Regions from separate parts of the Homo sapiens genome. Here region 2 is linked to region 1. Evidence: read pairs that join two places in POLR2A ChIA-PET (ENCODE). Cell type or tissue: GM12878. All regions are shown on one strand. Links, peaks and the distances in the headings refer to the core of each region. The heading gives the core; the rest is flanking DNA. Region 1 overlaps FAM222B (family with sequence similarity 222 member B). Region 2 holds the start of LOC101927018 (a long non-coding RNA gene).

The links. Peaks named below come from ENCODE experiments on the same cell type or tissue, not always from the same donor. Only the 100,000 strongest peaks of a DNase experiment are listed, where the experiment ranks them.
Region 2: POLR2A ChIA-PET joins it to region 1 with 11 read pairs; 11 of 35 experiments call an interaction of 5 or more read pairs at or near these places.

What each region holds. Positions count from the first base shown.
Region 1 is chr17:28,761,940-28,777,500 of GRCh38, reverse strand. FAM222B (family with sequence similarity 222 member B) reads left to right here. Exons shown (of 3, transcript NM_001077498.3): 2 at 10,794-10,915. The coding sequence starts at 10,834. It overlaps LOC124903965 (a long non-coding RNA gene), which reads right to left and starts at 6,707. Exons shown (of 3, transcript XR_007065689.1): 1 at 6,234-6,707; 2 at 5,122-5,234. In GM12878, for the core only: no CTCF peak of the experiment used is centred there; no DNase peak of the experiment used is centred there.
Region 2 is chr17:28,922,452-28,938,012 of GRCh38, reverse strand. PHF12 (PHD finger protein 12) reads left to right here. Exons shown (of 15, transcript NM_001033561.2): 3 at 10,950-11,022; 4 at 13,711-14,104. LOC101927018 (a long non-coding RNA gene) reads right to left here and starts at 11,738. Exons shown (of 2, transcript NR_110803.1): 1 at 11,285-11,738. RefSeq lists enhancers at 11,737-11,916, 11,937-11,986. In GM12878, for the core only: no CTCF peak of the experiment used is centred there; no DNase peak of the experiment used is centred there.

The sequences.
Region 1 (15,561 bases), core at 7,276-9,775:
ATGCAGGGAGAATACTTCCCTGGTACCTGAATAATAAAGAATTCAAGAGAAAACTCTGGATCAGAGATGAGTTAAGTAATAATAAGTAGATCCCGGACAGAGTATCCTTGCCAAAGAGAGCAGTGGTATAAATAGTACCTTTGGGGGAATCAGGGTGGGGACAGGAAACAGGATGGGAAGAGGACCTGTTGTGACAGGTTCTAAGGGTATAGTTTAGAAGCAGGTTTCCAAATGCCTTGAGCCACATGTGTTCAGCAGCATGAAGATGGTTTGTGGCAGATATATTTCTAGATTTTCAGGAGAGTAAGTCTAGAGTAAATACCCATCTCTCTTCCTTGCTGTTTCCTCTAGCCTAGAGTTGTGAGGTCACAATTGCAAGTGACTTTACGGTCCCCTATTGAGTTAAAGATGGAGAAGAAAAAGGCCTTTGAGCAATGGCTAAACATTATTCAGGTCAGTCATATAGTGAAATGTACTAGTTGGGAGATTCTTAGTTATTTGGGCTAACAAAATTACCTGTTGAATGGATTGTTTCATTGTAACAGACCATAAAGATGACTGATTTTGCAGAGTCTGATTTGATAAACTTGTAATTTTTGAAGTCTTTGGTACTGCTTATTTTTCCCAGAGCAGCATTTTGGTGTCTCCCTTAGGTTTAAGCTACATTTCTTGGAACCCAGGAGTAACGGAATAGGGAGCAGTGTAGGATAAAACTTTCCCCTTGATTATCAAAAGGAGTCTTTTGGCTGGCACCGAGGCTCATACCTGTAATCTCAGCACTTTGGGAGGCCACTTGAGGCCAGAAGATTGCTTCAGCAGGAGTTCAGCAGCAGCCTGGGCAACAAAGTGAGACCCCATCTCTTCAAAAAAATTTTTAAAAATTAACCAGGTGGTGGCATGCCCCTGGTCCCAGCTACACACGAGGCTGAAGCAGGAGGATTGCTTGAGCCCGGGAGGTTGAGACTACAGTGAGCCGTGTTTGTGCCACTGTACTCCAGCCTGAGTGACAGAGTGAGACCCTGTCTCAAAAAAAAAAAAAAAAAAAAAAGTCTTTTTAGGTAAGCCTTTGGCTCATGGATGAGAAGAATCAGATATTGGCAATGACTTTTTTTTTTTTTTTTTTTTGAGACGGAGTCTCGCTCTGTTGCCCAGGCTGGAGTGCAGTGGCGTGATCTCGCCTCATTGCAACTCTGCTTCCTGGGTTCACACCATTCTCCTGCCTCAGCCTCCCGAGTAGCTGGGACTATAGGCGCCTGCCACCATGCCCAGCTAATTTTTGTTATTGGATTTTTAGTAGGGACAGGGTTTCACCATGTTAGCCAGGATGGTCTTGATCTCCTGATCTCATGATACGCCCGCCTCAGCCTCCTGGGATTACAGGTGTGAGCCACTGCACCTGGCTTTTTTTTTTCTTTTTTTTTTTTTGAGACAAAGTCTCACTTTGTTGCCCAGGCTGGGGTGCAGTGGCATGATCTTGGCATACTGCAACCTCTGCCTCCTGGGTTCAAACGACTCTCGTGCCTCAGCCTCCCAAGTAGCTGGGATTACAGGTGCACACCACCATGCCCGGCTCTTTTTGTTTTTTTTGTTTTTTTGTTTTTGTTTTTGTTTTTTTTTTTGGAGATGGAGTCTTGCTCTGTCACCCAGGCTGGAGTGTAGTGGCGCCATCTCGGCTCACTGCAACCTCCATCTCCTGGGTTCAAGTGATTCTCCTGCTTCAGCCTCCTGAGTAGCTGGGACTATAGTCTCGAGCCACCATGCCCGGCTAATTTTTGTATTTTTAGTAGAGACGGAGCTTCACCATGTTGGCCAGGCTGGTCACGAACTCCTGACCTCAAGTGATCCACGCACCTCAGCCTCCCGAAGTGCTGGGGATTCCAGGTGTGAGCCACCACGCATGACCTCCAATTTTACTTTTTAATTCAAGTGTGTAAACTTCATTTTTGAGCCACAGCATGAATCAGAAGCTGGGCTGGCCACCCTGGGTTTTTGGGGGCTAGGGGAGCTGTTGTTTTTTGTCTGTGTTTTTTTTTTTTTTTGAAGGCAGTGAAAGGAAGGCAGAAGAGAACTAATGAAGTACTGAAAGACACTAGATTGTGAGTGGCGAGGCTATGCTGGGAAGTGAGCTCTCTAGAGATCACTTTATCCCCCATTCCCCACGGAAAAATGCCTTTGCCAGTACTTTATCTTCTCCTCCTTTTCCCATCAAAAAACATGAGGCTGGGCGGTGTGGCCCATGTCTGTAATCCCAGCACCTTGGGAGGCCGAGGTGGGGAGTTGGAGACCAGCCTGGCCAACATGGTGAAACCCTGTTTGTACTAAAAATACAAAAATTAGTCGGGCATGGTGGTGCACACCTGTAATCCCAGCTACTCAGGAGGCTGAGGCAGGAGAATTGCTTGAACCCAGGAGGCAGAGGTTGTAGTGACCTGAGATCGCGCCACTGCACTCCAGCCGGGGCAACAGAGCAAGACTGTCTCAAAAAAAAAAAAAAAAATACAGCTGAGATTTTTTTTGTTTGTTTTATTTATTTATTTATTTATTTAATTTATTTATTTTGAGACGGAGTCTCGCCCTGTGACCCTGGCTGGAGTGCAGTGGTGCCATCTCAGCTCACTGCACCCTCCACCTCCCGAGTTCAAGCGATTCTCTTGCCTCAGCCTCCTGAGTAGCTGGGATTACAGGTGTGTGCCACCATGCCCAGCTAATTTTTGTATTTTTAGTAGAGACGGGGTTTCACCATGGTTGACCAGGCTGGTCATGAATTCCTGAAGCTGAGGTTTTCTCACTGGCACAAATCTACCCTGAAGGCACAGGTGGTCCTTTTTCAGATGCCACCCAGGAAAGCAGAGAGTGTGACATCAGAACTCTAATAAAACCTCTTCTGGTCGGGGGCAGGGAGCAGAGATGAAAGCACTTTTGAATTTTCCAGTAGGGAAAAAGGTTTGTTCCTTAATTAGAGGTAGTCTGGGAAATGCTAGCACTTGTGCAGGTGCCCCAGGAGAGTTGGAAAAGCTTAGTTCTGTGGTCACTGTGATACCATAGTCCCCCTGCCTTGGGTAGCTAACGTAGCATACCAGCTGGCGTTAGGAAAACTAGCTAAAGCTCACAGAGAGGCTCTGCCAAAGTGATCGATCTTTCTCTGTAATGTCTGTAACTCATTTGGCCTGCTCCAGGTTACTACTTGATTCTCTTCAGCAGTTAAGAGTTGCATTCTGAAACACTTTCAGAGAGTAGTGCTAGTGTTGATTTCTGGATCTAATTCTGGAAATACCAGCTGTAAAATTATATTGGAATTTACATTTAAGAAAAAGTCAGACCCCAGTCAATTCTGTCCAGGAAAAAAAAAAAAAAGAAAACAAAAGAAAAATAGAAAAAGCCAGATGGTAATCAAAAGGTGTGGGTAGTTTGAAGCTTTTAAATAAAATGCCTCCACTCAGCCGCCAGGCCTCTGGAGGATTCCTTTATTCTGACATCTCTGCTTTCTAGAATATGTTGTGGGGAGAGGTTGTTTCATTCTTGTTTCATCACAACCCTCATGACCTTGCCACAGTCTGAGCTCATTCCGTACCTTTTCTACCCTAGCAGGATCTGATTCTTGACGTCAGTGAAACTGGTCAAGGGGCTTGTGGACTTTCTTAGTACTGGAGGAAGTCTTCTGGAAAGGATGACAAATGGATCCCAGAATTCTTTTTTTTTTTTTGAGACAGAGGCTCGCTGTGTCGCCCAGGCTGGAGTGGAGTGGCATGATCTCGGCTCACTGCAACCTCCGCCTTCTGGACCCAGGTGATTCTCCTGCCTCAGCCTCTCGAGTAGCTGGGATTACAAGCACATGCCACCATGCCCGGCTAATTTTGTATTTTTCGTAGAGATGGGGTTTTGCCATGTTGGCCAGGCTGGTCTCAAACTCCTGACCTAATGTGATCCTCCCACCTTGGCCTCCCAAAGTGCTTGGATTACAGGCGTGAGCCAATGTGCCTGATTGGATCCCAGAATTCTTTTTTTTTTTTTTTTTTTTTTTGAGACAGAGTTTCACTCTTATTGCCCAGGTTGGAGTGCAATGATGTGATCTAAGCTCATTGCAACCTCCACCTCCCAGGTTCAAGCAATTCTGTCTCAGCCTATCGAGTAGCTGGGATTACAGGCACCCACCACCACGCCCGGCTAATTTTTTGTATTTTTTTTTAGTAGAGATGGGGTTTCACCACGTTGGCCAGTCTGGTCCTGAACTCCTGACCTCAGGTAATCCACCCGTCTTGGCCTCCCAAAGTGCTGGGGATTACAGGCATGAGCCACCGCACCTGCCCTGGATCCCAGAATTCTTAAAGCAAGGATCACAAATTATGGACTGTAATCTTAGCAGTTCGTTTCATGCCAGTGAGAGCTCTAGAGTATTCTAGACTTGTGGAAGTTTCTTCTTGGGACTGTAATCACGGAGGACCTCAAGCTCTGTTTCTTACTGGTTCACTCCTTCCTGCCCAAACCAAAAGTTGACTTTCTGGAGTCTGCTGAATTCACCTCTTATCTTTACTTCTTTGTTTGCTATCAATAAATTCATTAATGCCTCTTTGCCATAGTTTAGCTGTTTTTTCTTTTGTTTTGTTTTGAGACAGAGTCTCGCTCTGTCGCCGAGGCTGGAGTGCAGTGGCGCGATCTCGGCTCACTGCAGCCTCCGCCTCCCCAGTTCAAGCGATTCTTCTGCCTCAGCCTCCTGAGTAGGTGGGACTACAGGTGCCCACCGCCATGCCCAGCTAATTTTTCTATTTTTAGTAGAGATGGGGTTTCACCATATTGGCCAGGCTGGTCTCGAACTCCTGACCTTGTGATCTGCCCACCTTGGCCTCCCAAAGTGCTGGGATTATAGACATGAGCCACCGCGTGTGGCCCTAGCTGGTTTAATTCTCTCTGTTCTTTTTTTTTTTTTTTTGTATTTTTTTTTTAGTAGAGATGGGGTTTCACTGTGTTAGCCAGGATGGTCTCGATCTCTTGACCTCGTGATCCGCCCGCCTCGGCCTCCCAAAGTGCTGGGATTACAGGCATGAGCCACCGCGACCGGCCTCTCTCTGTTCTTTCTATTGAAATCCAAAGATGTGGTTTGAGGGGCAGTATGTTACAGGTCACCTCTTAGGATCCACATCTCCTACTCATCTCTTGGTTGCAGGTATCAGGATTTAATAGATGTGAGATTGCAGTAATCATTCAAACGTTGGCTCTTTCTGGATTCATAAAGTTCCCTGAAGAAGGAGAAAAAAAGACAAAGATTGGTTCTTTCCAAAAAATACTGGGAAAAAAATGATATCTGCAAGACCACTGAGTGAAGGTGTTTTTGTATCCCCATCGTCAGAGTATTAGCTATACAGATGTGAACGTTTCTTAAGGTTGAGGTTTTTGGTTTATCAGTGATTTTTTCCCCCTTATTTTAAAATTATTATTATTACTATTTTGAGACATAGTCTCGCTCTGTTGCCCAGGCTGGAGCTCAGTGGCGCCATCTTGGCTCACTGCAAGCTCCGCCTCCCGGGTTCATGCCATTCTCCTGCCTCAGACTCCTGAGTAGCTGGGACTGCAGGTGCCCGCCACCAAACACCTGGCTAATTTTTTGTATTTTTTAGTAGAGACAGGGTTTCACTGTGTTAGCCAGGATAGTCTCGATCTCCTGACCTCGTGATCCGCCCACCTCGGCCTCCCAAAGTGCTGAGATTACAGGCGTGAGCCACCGCACCTGGCCTTTAAAATTATTTGTAGAAATAATATACATGCCAAAGTATAAAGACAAAAAATTGCCCTCAGATAGTAGCGGCTGTTCATGTTTTTCATGTTAAGACGGAGTCTCGCACTGTTTCCCGGGCTGGTGTGCAGTGGCAAAATCTCAGCTCACGACAACCTCTGCCTCCCAGGTTCAAGCGATCATCATGCCTCAGCCTCCCGAGTAGCTAGGATTACAGGTGCCCATCACCACGCCCGACTAATTTTTTGTATTTTGAGTAGAGACGGGGTTTCACTATGTTGGCCAGGCTGGTCTCAAACTCCTGACCTTGTGATCCCCCTGCCTCGGCCTCCCAAAGTGCTGGGATTACAGGCTTGAGCCACCACGCCCAGCCAGTGTTGTTATTTTATATATGTTGCAAAATACTAAATATATGGTTTTCCTTTTGCTCTTGTTCACTTAACATTGATACACACTGAAAGGTAAAAAGACTAATCATACTCTACCTTCCTCAGTTATTACTTACAGGTGTGTATCGGCTTCCAAAATCGTAAAAAGTAATATTCCAGATCCGATGATTGAGGCCAACTGCAGAGTCCAAGAAAGCACTCTCTTATTTAGTGTTCTGAGTTTTCCTGTTCTTTTATAAAGCCTTCTATATGCTGTCTGACCTTGGATTTAGCAGTCTTTTCATTTACCTATCTTTCCCTTAGAAGGCCAAGATGGGACTCTTACTAGCTAGGGAGCATCATTGCACCCTCTCCTTTAAAAAAAAAAAAAGAAAAAATATATATATATACACACACATATATATACACACACATATTTATACACACACACATATATATATATAATTGCCTCTTAATCATAGACATTGTGACCCTTAGAACCTTCTGAATGTACTATTCAAAATGGAAACTGATATGGCCCAACACTGTGGTTCACGCCGTAATCCCAGCACTTTGGGAGGCTGAGGCGGGCAGATCACGGGGTCAGGAGATCATGACCATCCTGGCTAACACAGTGAAACCCTGTCTCTACTAAAAATACAAAAAATTAGCCGGGCATGATGGCGGGCGCCTGTAGTCCCAGCTACTCTGGAGGCTGAGGCAGGAGAATGGCGGGAACCCAGGAGGCGGAGCATTGTAGCCGCCGAGAAGGCGCCACCGCACTCCAGCCTGGGTGAGAGAGCAAGACTCTGTCTCAAAAAAAAAAAAAAAAATATTAGCTGGGCATGGTGGTGCATACCTGTAATCCCAGCTGCTTGGGAGGCTGAGGCAGGAGAATCGCTTGAACGTGGGAGGTGGAGGTTGCAGTGAGCCAAGATGGCACTGCTGCACTCCAGCCTGGCTGATAGGCTGTCTGAAGAAAAAGGAAACTGATAGAACCTGGAGTTGAAGAGTGAGCCACAGGCTTTGGGAAAAGTCAAATCTAGGTTTCAGTCCTGGGCTCTGCCATCATTAATAGATTGACATATGTAGATTAAATGACAACCTCAAAAAATTAATAACAATCTGCCTTTTATATGGTCAACAGTTACTTATGGAGAGCCTCGTAAGTGTTAGTAGATGATGCTTTTCTAGATATAATAATGAACAAAACGAACCAAGGGTCTGTTCTTACTGAGTTTATATCCTAGTGGGGTGGAGAGAGATGGACGTAAAACAGGTGGTAATGATGGTGGTAAAAAGTGAGGGAAATAGAGGAGTTAACAACAGGAAGGGCCACGTGCCTGGGGTTAATTGTGTGGGAGGAATTGTTGAGTTCAGGGTCTCAGGATAGATTTTAAAAGAAAAAAATGAGGGAAATAAGGATACTGTTTTAGACATGGAGGTCAAAGAAGCCCTCCCCTTAAGAAGTGACATTTAAGCAGAAACCTGAATGAAGTGAGGGAGCTAGAAAAATAAGTAGACATCTGGGGCAAGAACATTCCAGGCAGAGGGAATGGTAAGGACAAAGTCCTAAAGCGGTAGCGTGTTTGGCTCGTTGAAGGAACTGCAGGGAAACCATGGTGAGACCATGGTGGCTGGAAGTAAGTCAGCAAGAGAGGGCAGGGTAGGTCAGAAGGTGAGGTCAGAGAACCAGTAGTAATAGATCATGGAGGGCCTTGGGGTCCATGTTAGGATTTTGTATTTTATTCTTAGATGGAAAGTCATTAGAGATATTTAAGCTGCTCTGACTTTCAGTTAACAGAATTGGCCGGGCGCGGTGGCTCACGTCTGTAATCCCAGCACTTTGGGAGGCCAAGGCGGGCGGAACACGAGGTCAAGAGATCGAGACCATCCTGGCCAACATGGGGTGAAACCCCGTTTGGGCCAGGCACGGTGGCTTACGCCTGTAATCCCAGCACTTTGGGAGGCCGAGGCGGGCGGATCATGAGGTCAGGAGATTGAGACCATCCTGGCTAACACTGTGAAACCCCATCTCTACTAAAAATACAAAAAAAAATTATCCGGGCATGGTGGCAGGCGCCTGTAGTCCCAGCTACTCGGGAGGCTGAGGCAGGAGAATGGCGTGAACCCGGGAGCGGAGGTTGCAGTGAACCGAGATCGCACCACTGCACTCCAGGCTGGGGAACAGAGCAAGACTCCATCTCAAAAAAAAAAAAAAAAAAAAAAAGAACTAACATTGCTGAATAGAGAATAGATTGGGTGATAAAGGGTAAGCGTGGAACAGACCATTTAGAAGGCTAATAGTAATCCCATCTAGAGATGATGAGATGACAGGTGAAGTTTGTTACCTGTTTCCAAGGCTTGAGAGACTCAATTAAGAAAACATCACTAAAGCCCCTCATACAGCCCATTTCACAGTTTTAGCTCCCAGTACTTGTTAATTCTCTTCCTTTCCTTGGAGTTTGCCTTCAGCTGTGTTAGGGTCTTAAGGGAGAAGTTATTATGTAAAGATCAGCATCCAGACCCCAACAGAAGTCTCTCTTTTTTTTTTTTTTTTTTTTTTTTGAGACAGAGTTTTACTCTTGTGGCCCGGGCTGGAGTGCAGTGGCGCAGCCTCTGCTCACTGCAACCTCTGCCTTCTGGGTTCAAGCAGTTCTCCTGCCTCAGCCTCCTGAGTAGCTGGGACTACAGGCATGCGCCACCATGCCCAGCTAATTTTGTATTTTTAGTAGAGACAGGGTTTCACCACGTTGGCCACGCTGTTCTCGAACTCCTGACCTCAGGTAATCTGCCCGCCTCGGCCTCCCAAAGTGCTGGGATTACAGGTGTGAGCCACCGTGCCCGGCCAAGACTTTTTTTTTTTCTTGAGGCACTGAAGTTGGCTCACTGTGTTCATTCTGTTTTCCCACCCACCAGAGATCTTAAAAAGACTGACGCTGTGCCAGAACTCTTGGACAGCTCTGTTCTCATTAAGGCATTCAATCTTCAGTTCTTTCTGCAGTTGCTATCTTAGACACAGTTTGAGCAGCCTCTTTTACAAAGTGTCTTTTCAGCTACCTGGTCTTGGAAGCAGGAGCCCTCTGATACTCATCATGACAAGGTAGTTTAATATACCTGAGAGAGCCCTCTCAAGAAAATAAGGAGATTTTTGTCGTCTTTAACTTTTGAGCTTTTCCCCCACTCCTTTTTTGCTGTGATCTAAAGCCATAATTTGCCACCTTGGTTTCTGAAATATGGGAAAAGAAGTTCGTGTACTTATTTAGGAAAATCGTATTTCTGTTACCTAAGGAGCTTGCATTGTTGACAGGGCTTCTTTCGCTACAGAAGGCCCCATCAATGTCTGCTTGCTTGGGCTGTGTATGTCTGGTTGGTAAACATCACTAATGAAACTCGTGCGGTCTTGACATGTCAGGATTGCCTGCACGAAGAGAGCTGCTGGCAGCCTTTCTCCTTGCTTTAGTCTGGGAGCAATGCATTTCTTTTGAGGGGGTGGGAGAGGTAGTTCAGGAGGTCTAATTGCATGTCAGGAAGGGTGAAGCCCCAGAAATTTGCAAACAGAATTTGCTTTAACAGTGGTTAATTGTGCCTCCTAGGATGCTTTCCTCCTTCCATTTAAAAGTGAGTTCGGCCGGGTGCGGTGGCTCATGACTGTAATCACAGCACTTTGGGAAGCTGAGGCGGGCGGACCACCTGAGGTCAGGAGTTTGAGACCAGCCTGACCAACATGGTGAAACCCCATCTCTACTAAAAGTACAAAAATTGGCTGGGCATGGCGGCATGCGCCTGTAATCCCAGCTGCTAGAGAGGCTGAGGGACGAGAATCGCTTGAACTCAGGAGTCAAGGGTTGCAGTGAGCCAAAATTGTACCACTGCACTCCAGCCTAGGTGACAGCAGAACTCTGTCTTAAATAAATAAATAAATAAGTAAATAAATGTAAGTTCATGGCCGGGTGCAGTGGCTCACACCTGTAATCCCGGCACTTTGGGAGGCCGAGGTGGGCGGATCAACTGAGGTCAGGAGTTCGAGACCAGCCTGGCCAACATGGTGAAACCCCGTCTCTACTAAAAATACAAAGAAATTAGCCAGGCGTGGTGGCGGGTGCCTTTAATCCCAGCTACTCGGGAGGCTGAAGCAGGAGAATCGCTTGAACCTGGGAGGCAGAGGTTGCAGTGAGCCAAGATCGCACCATGGCACTCCAGCCTGGGCAACAAGAGTGAAACTCCGTCTCAAAAAAAATAAAATAAAAGTGGGTTCATATTACTGGCTCACAAGTCAGACATTGGGTACCTTTGCAATCATATAATGTGCTGCTTCTGAAAATGTCTGGCTGGTCTCCAACCAGGCCTATAAATGGGCTGGCTGAGCCAGGCCCTATGAGGGCCCACTCTCCTCAGGAATACTGAGACATTATAAATGCACCTGTACTTTCCAGTTGTATGAATAGGTGCTTTCCAGTTTTATTTCTCCCATCCATACATCTGTGGTAACTGAAAAATCATTTTAACCATAGTGATATTTGACAGCAAATTGTCGTCACAGATAAAGATGTAAGTATACTTTCAACCAACACACTGCTAATTAAATTGCTTTATGTGTCTAAACTTGGGCCTCACGCCAGTCATATCCAGTGTTCCTACTCTCTTCTTCGAATGAGTTGCCTTGTGTTTCATGACCTTGTTTTTGTTCATTACAGTGTGAGCCACTGCCCCATGTTGTGTTGATGCCAATCTGCCATGCTAGCCTGTCTACCAGGGCCAGGTGACCTGTCCTTTCAGCTTCTTTCTCACACGCAGATGAACACTGGACTTCAGAAATGTAAGTAATCTGGATCCTATGGAGCATGTGTGATTCTTTGTTTTTGTCTCTACATTTGGGCCGTCCTTGAAGCACATCTGGGGTACACTGACCTTGAATTTTGACACCTTTCTTTTTTTTTTTTTTTTAAGACGAAGTCTTGCTCTTGTCACCCAGGCTGGAGTGCAATGACGCGATCTTGATTGGCTCACTGCAACCTCTCCCTCCCGGGTTAAGCAATTCTCTTGCTTCAGCCTCCCGAGTAGCTGGGATTACAGGTGCCCACCACCATGCCTGGCTAATTTTCTATTTTTAGTAGAGATAGGGTTTCACCATGTTGGCCAGGCTGGTCTCAAACTCCTGATCTCAGGTGATGCCCCTAACTTGGCCTCCCAAAGTGCTGGGATTACAGGTGTGAGCCACTGTGTCCAGCCATTAGGGGTCTGCTTAAATTCTGTAATTCCCCATTGTATCTCAATTTTAATTGTTGCTGATAGCTTTCTGTTGAACAACAAAACTATAAAGAGCTTCAGGGGAAATATATATATATATATCACCCTTAAAAAAGGTGTTTCAGTTTGAACCTTCATAGGGAATTGAATGAAAACTCACAGTCCAGATTACTTACTATATCTCTGAAATAAACTATGCTGTTCTCTTGTTTTGAACTCTCTTAGTAGTCTACCATGGAAACAGACAGTTCCCTTTGGCTTTGCTACCTGCCTTCTGAGTCAGTGTGACTTTAGTTCACAGGAAGTCAGGGAGCTTTTGCCCTCAGAAGAGATGGAGAGCTAGCTTTCTCAGTCTCTCTGGGCATTTTCCTGCTAATACACTTCCCAGAAGATTGAGCCTTTGAAAACTGTTAGATTCTTGTCTTAACTTTCTGGAATTGGGGTTTTATACTTCATATTTTCCCGGACTCCTTCCTACCTTCTCTCCCTGTAATACATGATCTGCAAGGAAAATATTCTATTCTTGGCACATTACCATGTATAGTATCTTCAGGTGTAAAAACAGCCCTAAATTTGGAATAGACCTTCCATTCAGAGCACAAAGGGGAAATCATTGAGGTGGCTAGGCTTCCCTTTGATAGGAAAGGTGCTTCAGCACCTTAACTGAACCCCTTATGACAGGGGTTAACAAACTTTCTGTAAAGCCCAGATAGCCAATAATTTAAGCTTTGTGGGCCATGTGGTCTCTGTTGCATCTACTCAACTCTGGCATTGTAGGGCAACGGCAGCCACAGACAATAAACAAATGAGGGTGTCTGTGTTCCAGTGAAACTTTTTTACAAAAAAACAGCAACTGGACCAGGCACGCAGGCTGTCGTTTGCCAGCCCCTGCCATGTGAGAACATCATCAGAAGTTAAAAATGGTCCAGCCTTTAGACTTCATTTCTTTGAGAGAGCGTAAGACTCAGAGCCTGGCTAGTTCTGGAATTTGGCCAGTGAATCCAGCTCTATGTAATAACAGCTGAAGGTGGTAGTCCTCCTTCTACAGTTGCCTGACACAATAAGGCAAGCTCTGCTATAGCTTTCTCAACCCATCCTTTATCTTAATAAGTGATGATTGGGTGATGAAGGTGTTATGTTATACTCTCTGGTCATCCAAATCAGCATCCTAACTGCATCGTGCCTATTTCTGGGCTTCTGGGGACACAACTGGAGAGGGAACGTACTTAGAGGCATGCAGTAAGATGACAAAGAGAAGCTTCCTTTGTTCTGGGTTCCTTAACACACTCTGACAGCTTTACCCAAAGATGTGATATCAAGGGAAAAGCCATTTGGAGGACGGGCAAATTGGCAGCTTTATCTTGGTGTTCACTTTTATTATTTTTATTTTTTTTTTAATTATTTTTTTTAGATAGAGTTTTGCTCTTGTTGCTAGGCTGGAGTGCAATGGCGTGATCTCGGCTCAACGCAACCTCCGCCTTCTGGGTTCAAGCGATTCTCTACCTCAGCCTCTTGAGTAGCTGAGATTACAGGCATGCACCACCACGCCCAGCTAATTTTGTATTTTCAGTAGAGACAGGGTTTCTTCATGTTGGTCAGGCTGGTCTCGAACTCCCGACTTCAGGTGATCCGCCTGCCTCGGCCTCTCAAAGTGCTGGGATTACAGGTGTGAGCCACCACACCCAGCCCACTTTATTTTATTTTATTATTTTGAGGAGGACTTTTGCTCTTGTCACCCAGGCTGGAGTGCAGTGGCACGATCTCGGCTCACTGCAACCTCCGCCTCCCAAGTTCAAGTGATTCTCCCGCCTCAGTCTCCTGAGTAGTGGGATTACAGGCATGAGCCACCATGCCCGGCCCTTTTTTTTTTTTTTTTTTTTTTTGAGATGGAGTCTCCCTCTGTCACCCAGACTGGAGTGCAGTGGCGCAATCTCGGTTCACTGCAACCTCCATCTCCCGGGTTTAAGCAGTGCTCCTGCCTTAGTCTCTCGAGTAGCTCAGATTACAGGCATGCGCCACTGGAAATTTTTTCTTTCTTAATCCTAAACCTCTGCTCTGTATTTCCCCTTCTCAGGATCACAATATAGTAGTGGCTCTGTAAATATTTACTGTTTGAATAGCTGATAAAAGGTCCTTGGTCCTTAAACCATCTTCAGATAACAACTTTGATTTCCTTCCATGGCAGAACACTGGGGCTCTGGGGACAAATGCCAAAATTACCTTCTTTTACTGCTTCTTTATGTGCATATCTGCCCCCTAGTGGAGGGGTCTGGAAATGGCAGATTGACCCAATGACTGGATAAAGTCATAGAAATAATAGCTAACATTTGTCAAGTTGCTACCATGTGCCAGGCACTATATTGAATATTTTCACATATGTTGTCACCCATTCCTCAAAAATTCCATATGGAAGACTCTCTTGCCTTTGTCAGAAGGATAAGGTATAGAGAGAGGGTTTGTCACTTGCCAGTGCCACATGACAGTCCTGTGACTGGCCCATACTCAGCTCAGACTCTGAAATCTGTGTTTGAACACATTGCCTGTGCCTCTCTGCCTACAGATAGAGGTTCCTGTTGCCTATGCCACCTGTGCCCTCTGACCTTCAAAACAGAAGGATGAACAGAGAGGTCTCCATTGGGAGGACTGAATTTCAGGCAGAAAATTGCCTCCAGTCCATCCTGGAATAGACAGCAGTGCTTTCTGTTACATTTAACTCTCAGGCTGAAGGCCAGGTTGTCCTGCAGTTGGGGCTTCCTTAGTCAGTTTTCTTTGTGTTGTCTGTGGTCAGACTCAGCCACATCTGCTATCCTTGAATGGTAACTATTGACCATCATTGTTTCATTTTCAATGAAAATGCTCATTTAGTGAAAATGTTCATTGACTCTCGATCTTAGTAATTCTGTGAAGTAGGAGAGCAGAATTCATCCCTGTTGATAATTGAGGAATGACAGGCTCTCAGTATGGGCAAATGATGAAGCTAGTACTTGAATACAGGTTTCTCTAACCCTTTACAAACTACAGATTTCCTATTCCCTACATTGTCTATGTCTCTATTAATGACACTATTGGTATAAGCTATTTAAGTAAGTCGCTTACAAAGCTGTGGTATCTGTGTTGGCTGTGTAGTTACAGAAATACATTACAGAAGAAAATAAGTAGTCAGGGTGCCTGTGTGGGGGCTGTGATAAGTGTTGAGAAAACTTTTTTTTTTTTTTTTGAGACGGAGTCTTACTCTGTCACCCAGGTTGGAGTGCAGTGGTGCGATCTTGGCTCACTGCAACCCTGCCTCCCGGGTTTAAGCAATTCTTTGCCTCAGCCTCCCGAGTAGCTGGGATTACAGGCACCTGCCACCATGCCCGGCTAATTTTTTGTATTTTTTTAGTAGAGACGGGGTTTCTCCATCTTGGCCAGGCTGGTCTTGAACTCCTGACCTCGTGATCCACCCACCTCGGCCTCCCAAAGTGCTGGGATTACAGGCGTGAGCCACCATGCCCAGCTGAGAAAACTTTTTTTTTTTTTTTTTTTTTTGAGATGGAGTCTCGCTCTGTCACCCAGGCTGGAGTGCAGTGGTGCAATCTTTGCTCACTGCAACCTCCACCTGCCGGGTTCAAGCAATTCTCCTGCCTCAGCCTCCCAAGTAGCTGGGACTACAAGTGCGCTCCACCATCCCAGGCTAATTTTTTGTATTTTTAGTAGAGACAGGGTTTCACCATGCTGGGCAGGCTGGTCTTGAACTCCTGACCTCATGATCCACCCGCCTCGGCCTCCCAAAGTGCCAGGATTACAGGCATGAGCCACTGCGCCCAGCAGAAAACTTTTTTTAAGAGTTAGGCTTAAGTCTGGTATGTGAGGTAGATGGTGCTGTATTCCCAGAATGATACCCCTTTTTTGTTCAATATACTGTACTCATCTTTGGGGTTCTTCCTTAACAAAGCTACTGTAGCCTTGTGGCCACCCTCCCTACCCTCATTTCACTTTATTTCTGAATCCTTTGACAGCCCTCTTCACCATTTCAGCATCAGTGGAGGCAGGACAAAGAAAACTAATCAATGTGGATAAGTGTCCCCTTCCATACTCCTGAATGAGGTCAAGCTTCCCCCTTGCCTCTGCTAAAAAAAACCTCAGAGTTGGTACTAACTTGGAACAAAGGGACTCTTCTACTCATCAAGGTACTATACGACTTCTACTTGGATTTCAAGGAGAGAAGCCCACCAG
Region 2 (15,561 bases), core at 5,915-8,414, 160 kb before region 1:
CTTCCAGAATACAGAGTTGGCAGTTGTTGGTTCTTCCTTCCAATGGAATGTTCCCAAGAGTGTGAGAAAATTACCGTTGAGGCCAGAATTTTGTCCCTTTTCCAAAACAGGTGGGCTCTAGCATCAATCATGAGGTGAATTAATGAAGGCCCTTTTTAAAATGTTTGCACCCCAGCCCATCTTTCTTTGTAGAGAAGCCAGAATTGCAAGAATAGCCAAACCAGGCTAGTGATAGATCAGGCCCTTGAGACTGAGGCTCAGCTTGTAGAAAAGTTAGCAGAGGCAAACACCTGGTATAACTGTCAGTGCTCTACCCTCCCTGCTTCCTTTTTTCCCTGTACTAACTAGTAACACTCGTATCCAGGTGTCCTTTACCGGGAAGATGCCACCAGCCAGCTCTACATAGAAGGCGATAAAACTTGGGGGCACAGTCAGCCAGTTTAAAAGGATTGTTTGCCTGTGGAAGTGACGCAACTAGCTAAGTTTCTCAATGGGGCATTTGTAATGTTCTGGCACTTCATTTGTTTCCTTGTTAACACTCTCACTGAGGCTTTGCATGAGAAACCCAACAGTCCTTGTACCTTTTTATGTACTTTGTGGCATTAGTGGTGTTTGAGTCAGTAGCCAGGATGAAGGAGGATAAGGGATTAAGGTTGAGGGACCCTATGAATTTTCTCCTTCCATCTCTTTAATATCCTTCAATATAGCTATCTTCCTGCAAAAGACAGGCCATACTTGAAGAGAAAAGCTGATGCCCACACAAGTGTCCAGAGGAAGCTAGCTATTTCTGCTGACATTTACATTTCATTAAATGTTGTTCCCTCAAGGCATGCACTTTAAAATTTGGGTGTATTAATGCAACTTTTAATTTAAATTAAAATTTAAATTAAACTTTACCCAGCACCACTTAGCTTTTCCAGGACATAAGTTTGTTTTCGTTTATAAAAGGCTGGTTCTCTGTGCTCATGGCTCCCTTTATAGAGCAAAATGGCTGCTAGGAGGCTGAGACATGATTGTGGTCCTTTCAGTGATCACCTTCACTCCCCATTTTGGCTAGTATCAACACATTTTCTGAGCTGGATGAGGGCCGCAGGGCCAGTCTGAGGGAGAGTAGGCTAGTTCTGAGCATGTATTTATGTTTTGCAGTTTGTCTTACACAGTGAGACTAAATATAATTGCAGGATTTTTATCTGGTAGTGGTCCTCAGATGGATGGATGAGCCCCGTGAACTGTGAAATTAAAAATCAAAACTGCTCAGTCCTATTGTTTGCTTGCTGAACACCTCTTCCCCCACCAAAAAAAAGGGTGGGGAGGCATACAGATGATGATAGGGGCAGTGAACTCTTTCTTTTTAGTCCAACTGATGTTTTATTTTGACTGAAACTGAAACTGCTATAGATGGCTAGAGAGCTTCTGATTCCTGAAGAATTACGGGTTCTGACAAGAAAGACCCTACCAGTTCATGTGACTGACCTCTTTTGGAAGAGAACCTGCTTAGTAGGCTGTTGGTGTATTGTATATGGATATGCTATTTACATAGTGTTCCTGTTAAGTATTTGTATTAAATAGAATTATTTTGTTAATCCAGAAAGAGAAAATGGAGTGTACTTTTTCTTAAATATTTTTCATCTACTTGCTTTCTCTCCCTCTACCTCTCGCCTCTTCCCTTTGTTCTCTTATTCCCCCATCCCCCGCTCTCCCCTCCAATTCCAGACTGAGAAACTGCTTGTTCTGGATGGATAATTAACATGGTGCTGTGGAGCAACAGGTCCCACTGGTAGCGACTAAATCTGAAGTAAATGTTAATGTCGTGCAGGTTCACATGTATTAATAGGCGAGGGAGATGAGTGAGGTTAGACTCAGATCAACCACACTGGTATATGACTTGAAATAGATCCTCTTAATTAGAGCGCCAAGAACCATGACAACTACCAACATCTTCTACTTGCAGTGTTGAGCTGCAGCCTTATTAGTGAATGCAAGGCATTCTAAATTAAAACTGAACTTTAACCTCGGGCTGAGAGTTGGGATCATCTGGCTCTGGGCTTCGATTTGAATCTTTGAAACAGAAATCTGTCAGTATAGGCATTACAGTTAGCTGAGGGATGTATGTTTGTGGTTTTCTCCTTGATGACTCCAGAAATAGACTGATCTAGATAACCTTCTCAGCAGTAGAGATGGGCCATTTGGATTTGTTTATGGGAGTCTAGGTATGTTGGAGTCATGCTGAAGAGGTTGGCTTTAGGAATTGGTTTGTATGTTAATATTACTCTTAACACTTTGTAGGCCCTCTAGGCCTCACAGAGAGCCACACCAAACTGAGAAACATACCCTCCAATTGAATGTACAGTCTCTGAAGATTTAGGGCTTTACTGTTATGAACAGCTTTATAACTAACAGCATGTCTTTAAGATCAGGTAGTGGTTAAAATAGTGAGCTGGGGCCAGGAGTGGTGGCTCACACCTGTAATCCCAACACTTTGGGAGGCTGAGGAGGGCGGATCACTTGAGGTCAGGAGTTCAAGACCAGCCTGGCCAACGTGGTGAAACCCCATCTCTACTAAAAAGACAAAAATTAGCCCAGTGTGGTGGTGCATGCCTGTAATCCCAGCTACTCAGGAGGCTGAGGCACAACAATCTCTTGAACCCGGGAGACAGAGGCTACAATGAGCTGAGATCGCACCACTGCATTCCAGCCTGGGCGACAGAGTGAGGCTCCATCTCAAAATAAAAAAATAAAATAAATAAAATAAAATAGTGAGTTGTAAAAGCAGTGAACGGTCGCTTTCTGGCCAGGAATTGTAGGCCAGGGCCTTTTAACAAATGATCTGGTAGGAAATTTATCAACAGCAGTGAAAATGGGAAGATACTCTGCAAGAGCTCTGTCTTCATAGGGCACTGTCATCTCTGCCTATGGAAAAGAATGCATGTCTCATAGCAATGCAGGCTATGCTCTTTTGAAGCCAGAAAATAAAGTAGAGGTCCTTGGCTTGTTGGCTAAAAAGCTACCAGTTTTCCAAGACAAGCCAGTTCAGGTACAGAAGACAACTATTCCAGAGCTCACCATCCCAAGTACTCAGATAATTCTCAGAAGGAATCTAAAGGTTCAAACATGCTGGACACAGTGGCTTACGCCTGTAATCTCAGCACTTTGGAAGGCATAGGCGGGTAGATCACCTTAGGTCAGGAGTTCGAGACCAGCCTGACCAAGATAGTGAAACCCTGTCTCTACTAAAAATACAAAAAGTAGCTGGGCGTGGTGGCGGGTGCCTGTAATCCCAGCTACTCCAGAGGAGAATTGCTTGAACTCGGGAGGCAGAGGTTGCAGTGAGCAGAGATCGCACCATTGCGCTCCAGCCTGGGCAACAGAGCAAGACTCCATCTCAAAAAAAAAAAAAAAAAATAGAAAAGAAAAAAAGAAAGAAAAGAAAGGTTCAAACACTATTGTGCTCTAGACAGACTTAAACATTCATTTTCAGAAGAAATGTCTCCACTGCTAGAACCTTCCTTTTATCAGGTATTTTATCAAAATGCAGAAATATACCTGCTTCTGAAACTATGGCTTCCTCCTGAACTCCTCACGATCCTTAACTTCACTGTCTTTAAAGGCTCACTGGCTGAATTACCATTTGTTAAATAGCTCTGAATTATGAAAAGAGTAGGAAAAAATCGCATGTCACCTTCAGGTACCAAATGTCCAAACTTTGGGGCTCTTCATTGATTCTGGCATCCATAAGTAATTGAGTTTTATGTGGGTCTTTATGGTAAGAATCAGTTTGTAGTTGATTATGTATGTTCTCATTACTGCATGTCCTTTTCACCTTATCTCCAGCCCATGATCCCTAAAATCAAGAACCATGTCTGAAATACCAGCACTTAGCACATTGTCTAGCCTAAAATAAACATCCAATAATTTTTGAGTGGATGGATGATTTTGATCCTCTCTCCCCAAGGCTACTTTTTTTTTGAGGCGGGGTCTTGCTTTGAAGCCCAGGTTGGGGTGTAGTCGTGTGGACATGGCTCACTTCAGTTTTGCCCTCCTGGACTCAAGTGATCCTCCTGCCTCAGCCTCCCAAGTAGCTGGGACTACAGATGCATGCCACCACATCTAGCTCATTTTTGTATTTTTGTAGAAATGGGGTCTCACCATGTTGCCCAGCCTGGCCTCTAACTCCTGGGGTCAAGTAGTCCTCCCACCTTAGCCTCCCAAAGTGCTGGGATTACAGATATGAGCTACAGCCTGGCCTAGACTACTTTTTTGATGGGGTAGATGATAATTTGTTTGCTTTGCGTTCATTTTTCAGTGTGGTACCTAGTACATTGATGAGAAAGTCATGGGTACTCAATAAATATTGACTGATGTAGAAGGAAATGCGCAGCCTTGAGGTTAAGGAGGGTACCCTGATGGATATTTCACTGTGTACCCCAGAAATAAGAAGACTACTAAAGGTTCTTAAAAAACAACTTGGGCTCTGAAGCATATCCTGAGAGTGAACCAAAAACAAAACAACAACAACAAAAATAGCTTAGGCTCAAGATTTCAAAGAGCCAGGAAACTTTGATTTGGGTTCCAGTTCTGCTACTTAGTGGCTTTAGATAAGTCAGTTTCCTCACCTGTATGATGGGAATAAGAATTATCTCACAGTATGGTAGTGAAGATCAAATAAGAACATCTGTTAAAATACTTTGTGAACTGTAATACCTAGATGTCAATGAAATTATCACTATGCTATTTCTAGGCTTTAGTTTAAGAAACACATTGATGTCTTTACAAAAGCAGCATTGTCTCATTATAGTGTTTTCACTGCTAAGCAGCTGAAACTCTGGTAGAGTAATCTCAGTGTTACGTGACTTTTAACTTTTAATGATTTTTTCTTATAAAGGACGGCCTCCAGGACCCTGTCTTCATTGATACATGAGGATGAGAGGGAGCGAGGGCAGAGCCTTTTTTTCTTGACAGGCATATCATGATTTAAAGACTCTGGTGTGCATGTAATTGTTTTCAGAGTTGCACGCTAGGCTTATGGGAATACCATTCTTCCAAGGAAGAAGGGGTTTTTGTTTTTGTTTTTGGGAAGAATCTCCTGTCACCCAGGCTAGAGTGCAGTGATGCGGTCTCGGCTCACTGCAACCTCCACCTCCTGGGTTCAAGCAATTCTCTTGCCTCAGCTTCCCCAGTAGCTGGGACTACAAGTGCACACCACCACACCCAGCCAATTTTTGTGTTTTTAGTAGAGACAGGGTTTTGCCATGTTGGCCAGGCTGGTCTCGAATTCCTGACCTAAAGTGACCCACCCACCTTGGCCTCCCAAAGTGCTGGGATTACAGGCGTGAGCCACCACACCCAGCTGCGGAAGGAGTTTTGAGATGGGCAGCTGAGGTGGGGAGTCCTCAGAATAAGTACATGAGTACCGTGAGGCTGCAGAATCTCCTTTCTCCCTGGAATCCTTTCCCTGTCAGCAGTATTTCTGATATGGAGCAAAACAGCCTCTTTCAGAATTGGTTCCTGAGCTTACCCCAATGACAGTGTCTTTCCTGGAACCATTTCATGAATCCCTTTCCTCTAAAAAATTTGCATTGAGCCAGGCGTGTTGGCTCACACGTGTAATCCCAGCACTTTGGAAGGCAGAGGCAAGCGGACCATTTGAGCCCAGGAGTTCAAGACCCAGCCTTCGGCAACATAGTGAAACCCTATTTCTACAAAAAATATAAAATTTAGCCCAGCGTAGTGGTATGCGCCTGTGGTCCCAGCTACTCGGGAGGCTGAGGTGGGAGGACTGCTTGAGCCTAGGGGGTCAAGGCTTCAGTGAGCCAAGATTGCCCCACTGCACTCCAGCCTGGGTGACAGAGTGAGACCCTGCCTCAAAAAAAAGATAGAAGTTTGAATTGAAAAGCTGCCTTCTAAATAGCTTGAAAGGAATTAATTGCTTGAAGCAGAGAGGAAACATGGTCATGAGAAAGCTTTATGATGGGTGATTCTTGTGTTCCAGCTATGCCTATGATGATCATTTTCTAAGACCTTTCTTTCCTATCCATCTAATCTTAGATATTACTGCCTTCTCCCAAGATACCATCATTTCAAATTTGTTATTTCAAGATGCATGTTCTGTCCCTAAGAAAGCAGCAAATCTTGGCCAGGCACAGTGGCTCACACCTGTAATCCCAGTACTTTGGGAGGCCGAGGTAGGCAGATTACTTGAGGTCAGGAGTTCGAGACCAGCCTGGCCAACATGGTGAAACCCCATCTCTAAAAAAAAAACAAAAATTAGCTGGACATGGGGGCAGGCACCTGTAATCCCAGCTACTCGGGAGGCTGAGGCAGGAGAATCACTTGAACCCAGGAGGCAGAGGTTGCAGTGAGCCGAGATCACGCCACTGAACTCCAGCTTGGGTGATACGGTGAGACTACATCTCAAAACAAACAAAAAAAAAGCAGATCTTAAGAAGTGATGGCCTCAGCCAGGTGCAGTGGCTCACGCCTGTAATCCCAGTACTTTGGGAGGCTGAGGTGGGTGGATCACTTGAGGTTAGGAGGTCAAGACCAGCCTGGCCAACATGGTGAAACCCCATCTCTACTAAAAATATAAAAATTAGCCGGGTGTGATGGCGGGCAACCTGTAATCCCAGCTACTCGGGAGGCTGAGGCAAGGGAATCGCTTGAACCCTGGAGGCAGAGGTTGCAGTGAGCCAAGATCGCGCCACTGCACTCCAGCCTGGGCAACTGAGCAAGACTCCGTCTCAAAAAAAAAAAAAAAAAGGAATGATGGCCTCAGTCTTTTAAATGTTTTGTCTTCATCTGGGAGACAATGCTTGGGTTTCCCTGGACTACTCCCTAAATTCATAGCCCCTATCCATACTTTAGGGCAGGCTTAACAAAGGGAGCCTGTGGTCATTATCTAGAGTTCTGAGGAATGTGTGGTTTTGTTTGTTTGTTTTTTGTTGTTGTTATTTTTGAGACAGGGTCTCACTCTGTTGCCCAAACTGGAGTGCAGTGGCACGATCACGGCTCTACCTCCCAGGCTCAAGTGATCCTCTCACCTCAGCCCCACAAGTAGCTGGGGCTATAGGCTCATGCCGCCTCACCTGGCTAATTTTTTGTATTTTTAGTAGAGGTGGGGTTTCACCATGTCGCCCAGGCTGGTCTTGAACTCCTGGGCTCAAGCAATCCACCCACCTCGGCCTCACAAAGTGCTGGTATTACAGGCATGAGCTACTGCACCCGGCCAGAAGTGTGTTCTTAAACTTGGTAACTCTAAAAGTGATCCTTTAGAAACTAGCAAGATGCTACTTCTGAGAGCCTCTTAATACAAGTTTAAGCATTTTACCTTGTGTTAAGATAAACGATATTGAAAATCAAATTGTTTAAAGAAGATTAAAATGAGTAGAGGTGGGATGGTTCAGTAAGTACAGGCTTGCCAGTATGGACTTGGACTCCTCTTCTGTCTCATTGTGTAGTAACTTAGAAAACATAAGTAATTTCATGTGTGATTTAACCCACAAAACAGTTGCCTGCCCCATTGCATTACCTCCCCTCATAGCTTTGAAGGATTACACTCACTTCCTAGAAGCCCATTCCTTAGTGTTCCCCAGTTCTTTAAAGCTTTATTGAGTACTTACTACATGCCAGGCATTGTACAGGGTGTGGAGGTACAAAGGCAAATGAGGCATGGAGAAGGGGATTCAGACATGTAATGGTTTGAATACAGTGTGGTGCAGAAGTGCTCTGTGGAACCAGAGACTTTCAGAGAAAGCTTCCTGGAAAGAATACGTGACTTGAGTCTCAAAAGATAAAGAGCTTACCAGGTGAAGTAGTTAGGGAAGAGTGGTGTAGTTGTGGGTAGCAGCCCTGGAGTGAGCAGAGACACAGATGAGAAACAGTATGGTCTGTGTAGGGAGCCGGCCAACTGATTGAGCTGGAGAAAGAAGAGGGTTCTGGCCACAGGGGTCTTATCTTCTCTACTTTAAATGTTTTAAATGTTTGATGTAGGATATCTTGGTACAAAGCCAGTGGGCAGATGAACAGAAATGATGAGAAACAGAATCAGAAGTGACACCCTTCAGGGTTAATTTTGATAGGACAGCTACTGAAGCATAGCAGAGTCTGTAGGCCTTTGAAAATTACTTGCATGCATTTCAGTAGTTTAGATGTGGCCTTTTGTAGAATTACATTGGCTAGAATGAGCGGAGACTTACAGGTGACATTCACCTGTGGTCCTCTAGGGCTTGGAGATCTGTCCCAGCAGGCCATTGTTTTTCCAGTTTCCTGATTCCTGGTAAGCATCCTCCTGAGATTTCACTAAGGAAACAGGGAGGAAGGGAAGTAATGAGCTGTGAAGCCTTGGTGGGCATCTGACATGTAAGCTTGGGGCTCTGGGGAAACAGGGAGCTAAGAAAATTTGCCAAGTCAAGTGCTATTTTATGTAGAAATGGTAAAACAGCATAGCTTTAAGCTCTGAGATACTCAAGTTTGGCTGGGCACAGTGGCTCACGCCTGTACACCCAGCACTTTGGGAGGCCGAGGTTGGTGGATCACCTGAGGTCAGGAGTTCAAGACCAGTCTGACCAACATGGAGAAACCCCATCTCTACTAAAAATACTAAAAAATTTGCCAGGCATGGTGGCGCATGCTTGTAATCCTAGCTACTCAGGAGGCTGAGGCGGGAGAATTGCTTGAACATGGGAGGCGGAGGTTGCAGTGAGCCAAGATCGCACCATTGCACTCCAGCCTGGGCAACAAGAGCAAAACTCCATCTCAAAAAAAAATACTCAATTTTTTTTTTTTTTTACCATTTCCCCCATTATTTGAAGAAAAATTTCCTGCATACCATTCCAAGTAGGTGACTTAGCCAAGAACTCAATGGTAGGAATTTCTTAAGCATAAATGTGGTTTTTGTTGTTGTTGTTGTTGTTTTGTTTTTGAGACAGAGTCTCACTCTGTCGCCCAGGCTGGAGTGCAGTGGCACTGTCTCGGCTCACTGCAACCTCCACTTCCCAGGTTCAAGCGATTCTCCTGCCTCGGCCTCCTGAGTAGCTGGGACTACAGGCGCGTGCCACTACACCCGGCTAATTTTTGTATTATTAGTAGAGACAGGGTTTCACCATGTTGGCCAGGCTGTTCTCAAACTCCTGACGTCGTGTTCTGCCTGCCTCGGCCTCCCAAAGTGCTGGGATTACAAGTGTAAGCCACCATGCCTGGCCTGTTTTTTGGTTTGGTTTGTTTGTTTGTTTGTTTGTTTTGAGATGGAGTTTTGTCACGCAGGCTGGAGTGCAATGACATAATCTTGGCTCACTGCAACTTCCGCCTCCCGAGTTCAAAGGATTCTCCTGCCTCAGCCTCCCAAGTAGCTGGGATTACAGGTGCCCACCACCACGCCCAGCTAATTTTTGTATTTGTAATAGAGATGGGGTTTCACCGTGTTAGCCAGGCTGGTCTTGAACTTCCAATCTCAGGTGATCTGCTGTGTGCACAACCTCTGTATTATAAAAATACAAGGAGGGAAGAGATCCAATCATTGTCCTAGTCCCTCTAATAAAATAAGTAAGAGAACTGCTGAAATGGGCAAAGCATGAGAAGTGCCAAAAGAGAACTAACCCATGCAGCAAGAGGTCCAAGATACAGGAGTAATATGAACTCATGGAAAAGCTGTTTGGTTATCTATTGTTGCATAACAAACTACGCCAAAACTCATTGGCCTGGTACAGAAACTCATTATTATCTCTCACAGTTCTGAGGGTTGCCTGGGCTCTGCTGGGTGGTTTTTCTGTTTCACATGATGTTGGCTGGGACTGCAGTCATTTGGAGGCTTCACTGAACTGGTAAGTCCAAGATGACTCACTCACATAGCAGTAGTTGCTGCTGCGTGTTGGCTTGGAGTTCAGCTGAAGCTGGTTTTTTGTTTTCTCAAGATGGAGTTTCACTCTGTTGCCCAGGCTAGAGTGCAGTGGTGTGATCTTGGTTCACTGCAACCTCCACCTCCCAAATTCAAGCAATTCTTCTGCCTCAGCCTCCCAAATAGCTGGGATTACAGGCATGTGCCACCATATTTGGCTAATTTTTATATTTTTAGTAGAGATGGGGTTTCGCCATGTTGGCCAGGCTGGTCTTGAACTCCTGATCTCGAGTGATCCACCAGCCTCGGCCTCCCAAAGTGCTGGGATTCCAGGTGTGAGCCACCACGCCCAGCCCAAAACTGTTGATTGGAATACCTTGTCTCCTCCATGTCCTCTCTCATAGCATGACAGCAGGGCTCTGAGATGGAACTTTCCAAGCATATTTCTTAAAAAATAGAATCTGCAGATCTCTTAAGGCCAAGCTTTGGAAGTTGCAACATTGTCACCTCTGCTGCATTCTGTGGTCAAAGCAAGTCATAAGACAAGCACAATTCAAGAGGAGGGAAAGGGACTACCTGTGGATGGGAGGCAGAGCAGATAATTTGCAGCTGTCTTTAATCCATCACAGCTGATTGAGGCAGGTATGAAAGGATGAATAGAGTTTTGACAGGCATAGCTTTCTAAAGGAAGAGTATTCTAGAGGAAGAAATAGGAAGTCTTCCATTTGAATAGTGGGAAGAGCACCTGAAGGGGTCTGGGAAGATGGAACGGTGGGACCATGTGACAGGGCTTTGAACAGCAGTTAGAAAAGCTTGGCTCTACACTAACAGGCTTTAAGAAAACAGTGTGGAGGACCTCTCAGTTATTTTATTATACCTTTCCCTACAAACCCAGTGTTAATAGCTCTGGATTTGGCTTCTCTCTCTAAGGTGTGGGAAGGGATGGTCACTCCTTAGGTTATTATGAGTGATGCTGACTTAGGCATTTTGGAGGAGACAACCCTAGCAGTCCTGCAGGACTGGCCACAATAGGAGTTTAGGAACATGCAAACCTAGCTAGGCTTTTCCTACTGCCTCAAAGGGCTAGTTATTTAGTCTTGCCCTTGTCTGTTCCCCACAGTAACCCTCCACTGAGTGAAGAAATGTTGCCTCCTGGAGAGTGGATGTGTCACCGGTGCACTGTTCGCCGAAAGGTAATAATGCTGCTTTCTGAAGACTGTCCAGAAAGCCTGATCCAGAGCACTGATATGCTAGAGCTAAGACGGCCTAGCCCTGAAGGCATTCTTGTCCCTTCTTCTTGTCTCTTCCAGCCCTGGAATCACCCCACTCTTCCCATGGTGACTGTTTGGAATCCAGTAGGGCCTAAAAATCCAAACATGGGCTGCTGAAATGGGCAGAAGAGGTGTGTTAACTTACTGAGCCATGTTTAGTCACTAGTGACAGGAGTAGTCTTACCTTCTTGTTGTCCTCCTAATAAGTGGCCTTATCCATGGCTGAAAAACAAAGGCTGCTTCTCCAGCTTGATGGAAAATGGAGTTTTCTCTCACCCCAGGGCAAATAAGTCACTGGTATCCAGAGACTTGGCATACTGACGGAGAGGATTTTGAACGCATTTGTACCCCAAGTTGCCTAATCTTTCTTTAGCTTCCCTTCCTTCAGCTTTGATAATTCAGTACTGGCTTCAAGAACATGGTTTATTATTTTCTACTTTGAGAACTCTTGTGGGTAACAAGAGCTAAATTCTCCCTTATTAAAAAAGGAAGTAGGTGTGCTTGCACCCAAATTATGATTGACCCAACCCTCAAATTACAGGCTATGGATTAGAATTTGTCTGTGCATTGTAATCCACCCCCCTGTGCTCCCCACACTAATTATACACCAAGCAACTTTCCTATGTTGTGACCTCACCTCTATTTGCCTGGTCCCCGAACATGATGTCACAATGAATGATGACTTCCTTGGTTGCAGAAACAGGATGAGATGATTAAGATTGTGGTTTATGTGTGTAACAGTTTCAGCCTTTAAGAAAGAAAGTAAACAAGCAGACATTATTTTTCAAATACGTGCATAAGGGTTCATATTTAAAAGCAAGCCAAAGCCAGGTCAACCACCTAACCACAGCTGTAGTTAAATTTCTCCATAAACCAGGCTGTCTTCCAGCCTCTCCACCTTCCAAGATCCTTTCCTGTGCATCCCTAATTAGGTTAGAGCAGGGCCTGTTAGAGGCACCTGCCAGCCAGGAGCCCTCTCAAACTTGCCACTCAAAAAAGCTGGACCTGAAAAGGTTTAGGGGAGCTGAAGGAAAAGGGGTAAAGACGGTGGAGAAAAGGAAATATTATGTTAGTGCCCATCGTGTGCCAGGTGTTTTAATTACGTTATCCCATTATCTATCCATCCAGCCATAGATGGATACCGAATGCTGGCCGTAGGTTTCCATTTTAGAAAGGAAGAAACGGAGGCTCAAAAATGTAGATTAACTTTCCCAAGGACTCAAAGGTATTGACAGAACCAATGTTTGAACCAAATTCTCTCATTCCAAACCTCTGTTACCTCTTCATCAGTTTTCTAGAAGGAGAGCTACTTGTTGGGGATTACAGTATGCCCTTTTCTAACATGGCACTTCTCCTGAGATGCCTCTCTTACCTTTCACATGGACCTCTGCCTACCAGTGCCAAGTCTGCCTTTTCCACCATCACCAGCACTACTCCCCTTTGGCCTCTTGTATTTACACTGAAGTGGATTGAAATAATACATCCTCTGGCCTTCATCAGCTCCTGACATTCAGGCCCTATCATGATTCGTAGTGGAAGACTAGGTCCTACTCCAACTCCAAATTATCCCTTTCGTATATATGACCCTTTTTATCTCCCTCCACCATATCCCTGAGAGGAGGAGGAGAAAGATTTTTCTGTCTCATTTTACAGATGAAGAAATTCCTGCCCACCAGCCTGAGTCACCACAAGGTCAGAGGGGATCCGTGGCAGAAATAGGACAAGATCACAGGTCTCCTACCTGGAGATCAGTGTTAAACCTTCATTTGACCACTCTATTTGGAGTCCTGGAGGAAAATGTACTATCAGATATCCAGTCCTACTGAGTACACTTAATCTTTTTCCATTTCCCCACTTTCTAAGAAGTGTCACTTATTTTGAGCAAAGTTTTTATTTTTAAAACCATTCAGGAGGTCAGAAGGCTCTATAGTGATCTCACTGATTTTTTTTTTTTTTTTTTTTGAGATGGAATCTTGCTCTGTCGCCCAAGCTGGAGTGCAATGGCGCAATCTCAGTTCACTGCAATCTTTGCCTCCCAGGTTCAAGCGATTCTCCTGCCTCAGCCTCCTGAGTAGCTGGGATTACAGGCACATGCCACCACACCCAGCTAATTTTTGTGTTTTTAGTAGAGATGGGGTTTCACCATGTTGGCCAGGCTGGTCTTGAACTCCTGACCTCAGGTGATCTGCCTGCCTCGGCCTCCCAAAGTGCTGGGATTACAGACGTGAGCCACCGTGCCTGCCCCATTGATTTTTACTATTGGTCTCACTAAATTTATTCTCACTGTGTTACCTTTTTAGCCCTTTACCCTATACTTTATAGATGTTGTATGTCATACAATGAGTTAATGTTAATGATATATATTTTGTATAGTTATTCCTAACTTACCATGCTTTTTGGTGATTCTCTGATGCAACAGTTTTGTCAGCTTTAGTTCAGTTAGAGTTGTGTCAACTTTAACAGACCAGTGTTCCAAGTGACCAGGTAGATGAGTCTGTGATATGTGAAGGCCTTTTACAGTTTTGATTAGTGGTCTACCAGGACTTTGTAGCACCCATCTCTTTGTTTCATGGTACTTTTCATGATGGGCCCACCTGTTCATTTGCACAGAAACGAGAGCAGAAAAAGGAGCTGGGTCATGTCAATGGACTGGTGGACAAATCTGGCAAACGGACTACATCCCCCAGCAGTGACACTGACTTGTTGGACAGATCGGCCAGCAAAACTGAACTAAAGGCCATTGCCCATGCCCGGATCCTGGAAAGGAGAGCCAGCAGGCCTGGCACACCCACATCCAGCGCCAGCACAGAGACTCCCACCTCTGAGCAGAATGATGTCGACGAAGACATCATTGACGTGGATGAGGAACCAGTAGCAGCGGAGCCAGACTATGTGCAGCCCCAGCTGAGGCGGCCCTTTGAGCTGCTGATTGCTGCCGCCATGGAGCGGAACCCCACCCAATTTCAGTTGCCCAATGAACTGACTTGTACCACTGCACTACCAGGTCAGCCAAACCATCATCATATCCCTTCCCAACCCCAGTTTCCCCAAAGGACCAGCACAAGAGCAGTGCTGCCTGTGGAGTCACTGTTCATGTAGCTACTGTCTTGGGTTCCTGTTCCTAGTTCTGCTTGGAGAGATCTTTGAAGGTCTTAGCCATTACAGAGCTTACTCAGTTTTCCATTTTCTCAGTTTCTGAACTTCTTTCCTTCCCCTCCCCCAGAATTATCTTTTTCCTTTTTTTTTTTTTTTTTTTTTTGTGAGTCTCACTTTGTCACTCAGGCTAGAGTGCAGTGGCACGATCTCGGCTCATTGCAACCTCCGCCTCCCAGGTTCAGGCGATTCTCGTGCTTCAGCCTTCCAAGTAGCTGGGACTACAGGCGCATGCTACCATGCCTGGCTAATTTTTGTATTTTCAGTAGAGACAGGATTTTACCATGTTGTTCAGGCTGGTCTTGAACTCCTGACCTCAGGTGATCTGCCCACCTCGGCCTCCCGAAGTGCTGGGATTACAGGTGCGAGTCACCACGCCCGGCCCCAGAATTATCTTTTAAAAAAAAAAAGTATTATACATTCACATGGTTCAAAAATCAAAAAATATTAAGGGCTACAATGAAAATTTCCCTCCCACCCGTCTGCCATTTGCCTACTTTCCACCTTCCTGCTCTTCACAGGTAACCACTGGTTGATTCTTGTTTATTCTTCTCAAATTTCTTTGTGCATGTAAAAGCAAATACAGATATATGCTGATTAATTTTCCCTTAAGTAACATGCTAGTTAAACCATTCTACACGTTGCTTTTTTTTTCTCACTTTAAAATATGTTCTAGAAGTCTTTTCATATTAATATAGAATTTTTTTTTTTTTGAGACAGAGGCTGCACTGCACTGTGGTGCAGTGGTGTGACCACAGCTCAAGCAATCCTCCCACCTCAGCCTCCCAAGTAGCTGGGACCACAGTTGTACACCACCACACTCAGCTAATTTTTATATTTTTTATAAAGACAGGGTCTCACTATGTTGCCAGGGCTGGTCTCAAATTGTGCTCACACGATCCTCCCGCCTCAGAGGATCCCAAAGTGCTGGGATTATAGGCATGAGCCACTGCGCCTGGCCTTCTTGCTTTTTTTAATGGTTGCATAGTAGTTCTTTGTACAGATACGTCATAATTTATTTAACCAGTGCCATTTTCTATTAATGGACATTTTCTATTAATGGACATTTAGGTTCCAAATCTTTCATTACTACTGGTAGTGCTTCAGAGAATAACTTTGTAAATACATCATTATATACATGTATAGATGTGTGACTATGTCTATAGGACAATAAAATTGCTGGGTCAAAACTATATAGTTTTGATAGATATTGCCAAATTGTCCTCCATTCTTTTTTTTTAAGTCCTGGCTTCTTGATACTGTAAAGCTTCTAGGTCTTAGTTTTTATTCCCAAAGAAAGTGAAATTG